Linked DNA regions of Homo sapiens: region 2 is linked to region 1. A link is a contact called in ENCODE Hi-C data. All regions are on one chromosome and are shown on one strand. Each heading gives the region's core, a stretch centred on a gene start or an enhancer-like site at or near the end of the contact. The rest is flanking DNA. Distances are from core to core; before and after follow the strand shown. Region 1 holds the start of EXOC2 (exocyst complex component 2). Region 2 holds the start of LYRM4-AS1 (LYRM4 antisense RNA 1).

Region 1 (4,694 bases), core at 1,629-4,128:
CGGTTCCCTCTTTACATGTTTTGTTAATAGCTCCCATCTTAAAACAGACTTTTTCCTTGATACCATGCCTCTCTAGCAACTACCGCCCATCTCTGCTCCCTTTGTCACACAACTCCTCAGAGGGGTTGTCAAAGTAGCCAGATGAAAATACAGAACATCCAGTTAAATGTGAATTTCAGATAGTAACAATTTAGTATACGTATGTCCCGTGCAATATTGGGGCCGTACTTTTACTAACAAATACTAAAACTGTGTCTGGAATTGGTAAGTTCTTGGTCTCACTGACTTCAAGAATGAAGCCGCGGACCCTTGCGGTATGTGTTACAGTTCCTAAAGGCGGCGTATCTGGAGTTTGCTCCTTCTGATGTTCAGATGTGTTCGGAGTTTCTTCCTTCTGGTAGGGTCGTGATCTCGCTGGTTCAGGAGTGAAGCTAGAGACCTTCGCGGCGAGAGTTACAGCTCATAGAGGCAGTGTGGACCCAAAGTATAAACAGCAGCCAGATTTACCCCAAAGAGCAAAAAAATAAAACTTCCACAGTGTGGAAAGAAACCGGAGCAAACTACCACTGCCAGCTCGGGCAGGCTGCGTTTATTCTCTTATCTGGCCCCCACCCACATCCTGCTGATGATTGGTCCATTTTACAGAGAGCCGATTGGTCCATTTTACAGAGAGCTGATCGGTCCATTTTGACAGGGTGCTGATTGGTGCGTTTACAATCCCTGAGCTGGACACAAAAGTTCTCCACCTCCCCACGAGATTAGCTAGACACAGATTTTGGACACAAAGGTTCTCCAAGTCCCCACCAGAGTAGCTAGATACAGAGTGTCGATTGGTGCATTCACAAACCCTGAGCTAGACACAGGGTGCGGACTGGTGTGTTTACAAACCTTGAGCTAGATACAGTGTGCCGATTGGTGTATTTATAATCCCTGGGCTAGACATAAAGGTTCTCCAAGTCCCCACCAGACTCAGGAACCCAGCTGGCTTCACCCAGTGGATCCCGACCGGGGCCGCAGGTGGAGCCGCCTGCCAGTCCCGAGCCATGCGCCCACACTCCTCAGCCCTTGGGTGGTCGATGGGACTGGGGGCCGTGAAGCAGGGGGCAGCGCTCGTCGGGGAGGCTCGGGCGCACGGAAGCCCATGGCGGGGGGGGTTGGCTCAGGCACTGCAGGCTGCAGGTCCCCAGCCCTGCCCCGCGGGAAGGCAGCTAAGGCCCGGGGAGAAATTGAGCACAGCAGCTGCTGGCCCAGGTGCTAAGCCCCTCACTGCCCAGGGCCGGCGGGTTGGCTGGCCGCTCCGAGTGCCGGCCCGCTGAGCCCACGCCCACCCAGAACTCGCGCTGGCCCGCAAGTGCCGCACGCAGCCCGGGTTCCCACCAGCGCCTCTCCCTCCACACCTCCCCACAAGCTGAGGGAGCCGGCTCCGGCCTTGGCCAGCCTAGAAAGGGGCTCCCACAGTGCAGCGGTGGGCTGAAGGGCTCCTCAAGCACAGCCAGAGTGGGTGCCAAGGCCGAGGAGGTGCCCAGAGCGAGCGAGGGCTGTGAGGGCTGCCAGCACGCTGTCACCTCTCAAAACAATGTTTTAGTAGAAGTATATCCCATGCAACATTAGTTTAGTGATAAATATATCTATACTACAAATTACTTGTTGTTTATCTGAAATTAAACTTTACTGGGTATTTGTATTTTTATTGCTAAATCTGCCAACCTAGGTTGTTGAAACTTACTTTTTTCCACTTCACTTAATATTCTTTTCACAGTCCACTCTGACGAGATGTAGCTTCCCCACACTCCTTTGAAACTGCTTTTGTCAAGGATGCCAATGACTGGCATATGCCAAACTCAATTGTCTCTGGAGTCTTGGCCTCACAGTACTTCTGAACATTGGCTATCAATTCCTCCTTCCTGAAACTATTTAGCTTCCAGAATCCGCTACCCCCACTTTCCTGATTGTCCTTCCTCCCTGGCCATAGCCCCTGAACCCGAGCTTCCCCCAACCTAGAGCATCCCCTGACCCTAAGTATCCCCCCAACCCTGAGAACCCCCTGACCCCGAGTATCCCCCGACCTCGAGAACTCCCCGACCCCGAGCATCCCCCCAACCCCCAGCATCCCACGACCCCGGGCATCTCCCCCGATCCTGCGCATCCCCTGACCTGGTATGGCGCCCTGACCCAGTGCAGCCCTCAAACCCCTGCAGCCCCCTGACCCCATGCATCCTCCTGACCTAGGGCTGCCCCTGACTCAATGTTGCCCCCGGACCCCAGTGCCTCCTCCTGACCTGAGGCACGCCCCCCAACCTGGTACAGTCCCCTGATTCCAGTGCATCCTTCTGACCCAGTGCTGCCTCCTAACCTGGTGCATCCTCCTTACCCAGTGTGGCCCCCTGGGGATGCACACTCCAGTGCATCCTCCTGACCTGATGCTTCCTCTGGTCTCGGTGCAGCCCCCCTGACCTGGTGCAGCCCTCTGATTCCATGCATTCTCTTGACCTTGTGCATCCCCCTGTTCCGGAGGGGTCCTCTGACCCGATGCAGGGCCCATCGTTGTGAACTGTGGCCCACAAACGCACTATCATCCCACAGTCTCCCTGAGATGACCCGAGGGCACGGGGATGGATGGTGCACCCGGCCTGCCCCTTGAGCTTGTATCCTTCTTTCCCTCCCTCACCGCTTCCCGCCACCGCAAAGACGCCCAGCAAAAACCTCCTACTCGTGTCCATTCAGGCAGCTGGGTCCCTCGGAACCCAAGGCATTCCAGCGTCCACCGCCCACGGCCCCTGCTGACCTCCAGCACCCGCGCCGGTCTCCTCCCCTCCTCTACCCTCCCCTGAAGGCTCCGCCCATCGAGGACTCGGCGCTCGACTGCCAGGCGGATCTACACGCTCGGCGCTCGCGGCGGGCGGAAGTGAGGTGCCGGCGGCTGGCGGCCGCGGAGTCTTCGGCGAGACCTACCGGGCCCTGTCTGTGCCGGCCGTGAGCTGCGGCAGGACGGCTGGAGGTATGTGTGGGAGGCTGGAGGGCCTGGCCGAAGGCCAGCGGGACATGGACGTCAGCTGCACGGAGGTGGCCGCCTGCGGCGTCCGTCCAGGCCTCAGCGGTGAAGGGACAGCCGCGCCCACTGGCGCCGTCGGTCACCTGCGGGGCCCCGCGACCCCCCGCGGTTCCCAGCCCCGCAGCCCCCATCCCCGCCGTCAGCCGCCTGCTGGGCTCCGCGCCCACCCCCGCCAGTTCGCACCCCCGCGGTCCCCACCTGCGCCGGTGAGGGGCGTGGGCTGCAGAGGGCTGACTCCAGGCCCCGCCCGCTGGAGCTGGCCCCAGACTGCGCCGCTTCGCCCTTGCGCAGTTGCCACTCCGTGAGATTTGAGAATTTCTCCGGAAAAGTGAACGCGAGGCGGGTGTTACCTGTCTGCCTAGGCGTGCATCCCGCTCTGGCTGTCCTGAGCGCTTAAAAGGCGCCTGCCGCTGTTGTCAGCGTTTGCGTGCACGTACTTGATCCTCGCGCGGGTGTATGTACGCTGCCGTGTGACCCATTTTACGGATAGGGGAGCGGCGGCTCAGAGTGCTTGAGCAAAGAGCCTGAGGTCCTGTTGTAGCTGCCATTGAGACCTTGCGCGCCGGCTCCAGGTCCGCACACCAGCAGCCTGGAAGCCTGGTGATGCGTAACCCTGTATCCCAAGATTGTTAAGAAAACACTTTAGTAATTCCGAGAAATAGTTCTTGAAAGAACTCGTCTTTGAATGGAAGTAAGTTATTTTTAATCTGCCAAAGGTCAACATACTAATAAGTCTGAGAAATTTTAAGTCTGATGCCTTTATGAATCTGTGAGTAAACTTACAAGGAACACTTAAAAAATATTTTTTCTAAGTTAGCCACACTTTAATTAAATCTTTTTGTGTGCACTATGCAATATTGAAAAGTTACTTCTGAGCTTATGTGGATCTGTCTTCTAATGCATAATAATGTTTTGTTTATGAATGTTAGTATGTACTGGCCCATGCTTTGTGTAACTGACTCCTTTAATGACAAATCAACTGAAAGCCAGAATCTTCTCAAAGATGATTTTTTTGTGCTAAAAGTTGGCGATTCCCAGAGTAGTAATAGAAAGAGGGTGATGTGTGCTTAGTACTTACATGTTCACTTGTTTGTCTAAGTAGAAACTTAATAAATTAAAGCAGAGAAGCAGAGTTCCCCCAGTGTGACTTGGACCAACTCTTGGAAGTTTTAGAAAGTGATCTTTTTTTCTTGTCAAGTATTTAATTTCCTGTATTGAATGCCATTTTGAACTACAGTTGACCCTTGAACAACACTGGGGTTAGGGGTGCCCACGCAGTCAAAAATTTCCATGTAACTTTTGACTTTCCCAGGACTTTACTAATAGCCTACTGTTGACCAGAAGCCTTACTGATACATAAACAGTTGACTTACATGTATTTTGTATGTTATACGTATTATATACTGTATTCTTAAAGTAAGCTGAGAGAGGAAAATGTTAAAATCACAACAAATGTATTTACTCTTCTTTAAATGAAAGTGGAGAATCATGAAGGTTATTATCCCCATAGTCTGCATGAGTAGATTGTGGAGGAGGAAGAAGAGGAGGGATTTTCTCAGGAATGGCAGAGATGGAAGAGATGGAGGAAGTGAAAGGGGAGTGGGAGATGCAGGCACACTCAGTGCAACTTTTGTTGAAAAAA
Region 2 (4,553 bases), core at 692-3,191, 4.3 Mb before region 1:
CTTGGAAAGAAAATGTGACATTTCAGTCATAGATTACATTTTGACTTTTTTTTTTTTTTTGAGACAGAGTCTCACTCTGTCGCCCAGCCTAGAAGTGCAGTGGCGAGATCTTGACTCACTGCAACCTCTGCCTCCCAGGTTCGAGTGATTCTTCTGCCTCAGCCTCTTGAGTAGCTGGGATTACAGGCATGCGCCACCACACCCTGTTAATTTTTGTATTTTTAGTAGAAAGCGTTTCACCATGTTGGCCAGGGTGGTCTTGAACTCCTGACCTCAGGCGATCTGCTCGCCTCGGCCTCCCAAATTGCTGGGACTACAGGCGTGAGCCACAGCACTCAGCCAGATTACCGATGTTTTTAGTGGCAGATGACTTTCCGGCCTTGTCTTAGTTTTAATTTTTTTTTTTGAGATGGGGTCTTACTATATTGTCCAGGGTGGTCGTGAACTTCTGAGTTCAAGTGATCCTCCCACCTCAGCCTCCCAAAGTGCTGGGACTACAGGCGTGAGCCACTGTGCTCGGCCAGATTACTGATGTTTATAATGGCAGATGACTTTCCAGCCTTGTCTTAGTTTTATTTTTATTTTTGGAGATGGGGTCTCACTATATTGCCCAGGCTGGTCTTGAACTCCTAAGCTCAAGTGATCCTCCCACCTCAGCCTCCCAAAGTGCTGGGATTACAGGCATGACCCACTGTGACTGGCTTAGTTTTAAATTCTTAATTATTTACCTTGTAAACTACTTAATTCCATTTCTTCCACATCTCATAGAAAAACTGATGTTCCAGGAAGATGTATCACCAATATTCTGCTGTTTTGTATCCTGCCAGTGCAGAATTGGGGCTGTGCCTCTCTAGTTTGAGAAGCATGTAGTAACATACTTGATTTTGCCCTGATCAGTAACGTACCGCATGCTGGGAGCCGCAGTCTCTTAACCGCTCCAAGCCCGTGACAGAAAAACGAAATGGAAAAATGACTTAGGAGAATTATCACTATTAACCCCCAGAAACAACACATTATTAAAAGCGGTTCTGAAGGGCTATTTAAAAGGGAACTCAATAGTAGTTTCAAAGGAGTCCTATTGTAAGGCAAAAATTGTGCTTTACCTTCCCGCACAACCTTCCCTAATGTTTTGGGAAGGACTGATACAAACTTTTAGTCCTGTTGGCCTGTGTTAATAATGGCCAAGAGGTCCCCAATGGGTAACAGAGTCCTGTGAACCAAACAGTGTGAGAAGTCAGAAAGCAGCTGGGTGTGGCCCCCAAAGCAGCTTAGGGGGTTACTTAACTGTGCGGCTACATTTCTTGACCATATACTAAAGGAACTGGGCCTTTCCATGCGATGTTTTCCTTTTATAACGGTGGCAGGAAGCGGTCCCTCTGAGGGGCCTGACCGAGGTATGCGCCGGCGCCAGGCTGGGGTCCAAGGGGCGCTCCGAGGCGGGGCCCACAGAGAGGGTTTAGGGCAATTCCAAGGGATGGCGGGGACGGAGGAAAAGTGGCGTTGAAAAGGCAAGAGCCAGGTTCCCAGCCACTGGGACAGTGAATTTACAGCTTCAGACATCCACCAAAGAGCGGCTGCGTGGGCTCCTAAGAAGTCTAAGAACTGCTCAGAAATCCAGCGCCGCCATCCCCACTCCACCGCCGCCAGGGGCGCACAGCAGCGGGTATGCGGCCGGAGGGAAGGGGCGGGGCGGGAGGAAGGGGCGGGGCGTGCCCCGCCAGCGGAGGCCGGGAGGACCAGGAACCCAGGAGAGCATGGCCACGCTGCGCCGGCTTCGGGAGGCGCCGCGGCACTTACTGGTTTGCGAGAAATCCAACTTCGGCAACCACAAGTCGCGCCACCGGCATCTTGTGCAGACGCACTACTATAACTACAGGGTGAGTCCGGCTGTCCTCGGCTTTTCGGGCCGTGCTCAGTCCCCGCGTGCGAGAGAGGTTTGGGGAGAGTGCTAGGCTTCGCGGGGCGGGGCCGCCGGCGGTACGCGGAGGGGCGGGGCCCTCGCCCGGCTTGCTGGGAGTTGTAGTCTCTTAACTGCTCTAAGCCAGTGGCTTGCAGGGCTACAGGACTACAACTCCCAGGATGCGCCGGGCGTGGGGGCGGTACCCAGTCTGGAGGGAGCTGTTGTCAGGGGCGTTCTGGCTGCTCACTCGTGTCAACCCGCCGAACTGGGAGTGAGTCCAGGGAGGGATTCGAGGTTCAGGGCCGGGACCAGGGAGTTAGGCTGTGGGGCAGCCACGTGCACCTCGCTTTTTCCCCAAATCAGGGCGGGTCTCGCGCCTCCTCCCCACCACTGCCTCCTCCCCAGCTTGAATCCCTCTCCCACCTGCGTACCTGTGGATCTCACCAGAGCATCCTGCCTAGGCTCGGCCCAGGAAGCGACTGATTTTCCTTTTTTTTTTTTTTTTTTTTTTAGACGGAGTTTCGCTCTGTCGCCCAGGCTGGAGTGCAGTGGCGCGATCTCGGCTCACTGCAGGCTCCGCCTCCCGGGTTCACGCCATTCTCCTGCCTCAGCCTCCCGTGTAGCTGGGTCTACAGGCGCGCGCCACCACGCCCGGCTAATTTTTGTATTTTTAGTAGAGACGAGGTTTCACCGTGTTAGCCAGGATGGTCTCGATCTCCTGACCTCGTGATCCGCCCGTCTCGGCCTCCCAAAGTGCTGGGATTACAGGCGTGAGCCACCGCGCCCGGCCGAAGCGACTGATTTTCTAAATTGGTTGTTGGAACTAATTTGATATCTGAGAGACTTCAAGAAACTAACCTTATCATGGGGGATTAAACATTTTACACTTTAAATGGATCAGCTTAATAACTCAGGTTTGACTGAGCAGTGTTTCAGAGATGTTAAGTGGTGACCTGATCAGTCAGAACAGGCTGGTGTTTGAGCCTTGGGACAGTGATGACTTTTACAATGTGGCAACATTTGAAGCCTGCCCTGTTTTTAACACCTATTTTGGATGTCAAGCTCATCACAGCAGTCAGGGATGTATACTTTAACTCGCCTGTTGCATTTTTCTGTCTCGAAAATGAAAACATACAGGAGCACCATTGCTTGCACATAGATTCTTAGTAATTGGATGTCCATAAATTAATTCCTTATGCCCCGACAGATAGTTTGTTTCATTCCAGGATAACACCAGGGTAAACAAATCAAGGGATATTCAATTATACTATATTTCCTTGAAAATAAAATAGTGAAAGGAACAGGACATAAAATATACAGCATTGCTAATTTGCAAAAGATTAAATGCAAGCACGAGTTTTCCATTAAAAGTATTCTGTTCAATCCCCTTCCTGTACTGTACGTTTGAATGCAGAAATGAAAAACTTAAGTAGTCAGATTTCTCTTTGCCTGAGATAGGTAAGTTAACATAAGAGTTTTGTTGCCCGTGTTTTTATGTTCCAGTGAAACTCGTGGAGAAATAACAACTTTCATGATTTTGTTTCATTCCTAAAAACCTGGGTGTTCATCTTCATGGAAGTAAGACCTTGTTTGTATTACACATTCCAATAGGTTTCATTTCTCATTCCTGAATGTGGGATACTATCGGAAGAACTGAAAAACCTGGTCATGAACACTGGACCCTATTACTTTGTGAAGAATTTACCTCTTCATGAATTAATTACACCTGAATTCATCAGTACCTTTATAAAGAAAGGTAAGAAAAACCTGAAATGGCTGTGAACAAGGCTGGATGAGGAAGGGTAGGGAGACCACATCACGATGCTAGGGCTGTTGTTTTGTTTCAAACAGGGCCTGTGGTATAGTCTGTGTGGTCAGGTGCACACGCGTTCTCCCCCGCATTCTCATCCTGTTCTTTCTTGTACCCTCTTTAGGTGGTGGTTTCTGATTGCAATTGGCCACAAGTGTTGGATGGGGATGTTGTAACATGACAGTATCCGTCCCCTTAAAATGAGGATTAATGGAGAGGAGAGACTTGCAGTCTGTGTTCAGATGCACTGCTGTTGAAGATGTGGCTGCAAAGACACTATGCTGTCAGCAGTCCCACAGCAGCTGTCTCAGAGGGTTGGTCTCCCGATACAGCCACAGCTACTGTTCACAGAGCAAAGTGCTTGTTGGGGTCCAGTGTCTTCTGCTTAGATTTTGTAGCCATAACCCCTCCTCTACTCACCCCATTTCCACCCATATCTGCTGGGTTGGACTGGTTTGTTTCAGTTGATTCCTGGGAGCCATTTGTTTGAAACTATTTCAGAGGGCCTTTAGGGATTCCACCCACACTACATAACTCACCTGTACAGTGGCCACATGCTTATCTTGTGGTAGCCCCCATGTGTGTCCTCTCCAGTGAAGATATGAAGAACTCTAGTTACCAGTAGCTCCTCTCATTCTGACACTGCTGGGGCGACTTATGAGCTGGGCATCTTGTCTGGTCTCATCACCGTTATTCCTTTCATCTATTTCAAGGCCTGACACCACTCTGTGAATTACGTGGACAATGGCTGTAGCAGGCACTGTTAAATGTCTTACCAAATTTAACCCTTGCAACAACTTTATGAAGCAAGCCTATGATCCTCATTTAACAGTGAGGAAACTG

The links. A loop is a pair of places that touch in the nucleus more often than their neighbours do. Pooled maps may share reads with other maps.
Region 2: a map of CD8-positive, alpha-beta T cell shows a loop between it and region 1 (24-fold over the local background). The contact joins the promoter of LYRM4-AS1 here to the promoter of EXOC2 in region 1. A Hi-C loop is called at or near these places in 3 of 168 maps with a recorded cell type or tissue (CD4-positive, alpha-beta memory T cell, CD8-positive, alpha-beta T cell and naive thymus-derived CD4-positive, alpha-beta T cell) and 7 of 50 pooled maps.

Annotation. Positions count from the first base shown.
Region 1 is chr6:691,323-696,016 of GRCh38, reverse strand. It overlaps EXOC2 (exocyst complex component 2), which reads left to right and starts at 2,878. Exons shown (of 28, transcript NM_018303.6): 1 at 2,878-2,998. RefSeq lists enhancers at 727-1,235, 2,665-3,551 and silencers at 3,119-3,178, 3,189-3,258.
Region 2 is chr6:5,001,204-5,005,756 of GRCh38, reverse strand. It overlaps LYRM4-AS1 (LYRM4 antisense RNA 1), which reads right to left and starts at 1,941. Exons shown (of 4, transcript NR_126015.1): 1 at 1,798-1,941. RPP40 (ribonuclease P/MRP subunit p40) reads left to right here and starts at 1,720. Exons shown (of 8, transcript NM_006638.4): 1 at 1,720-1,877; 2 at 3,512-3,656. The coding sequence starts at 1,755. RefSeq lists silencers at 1,610-1,739, 1,870-2,119.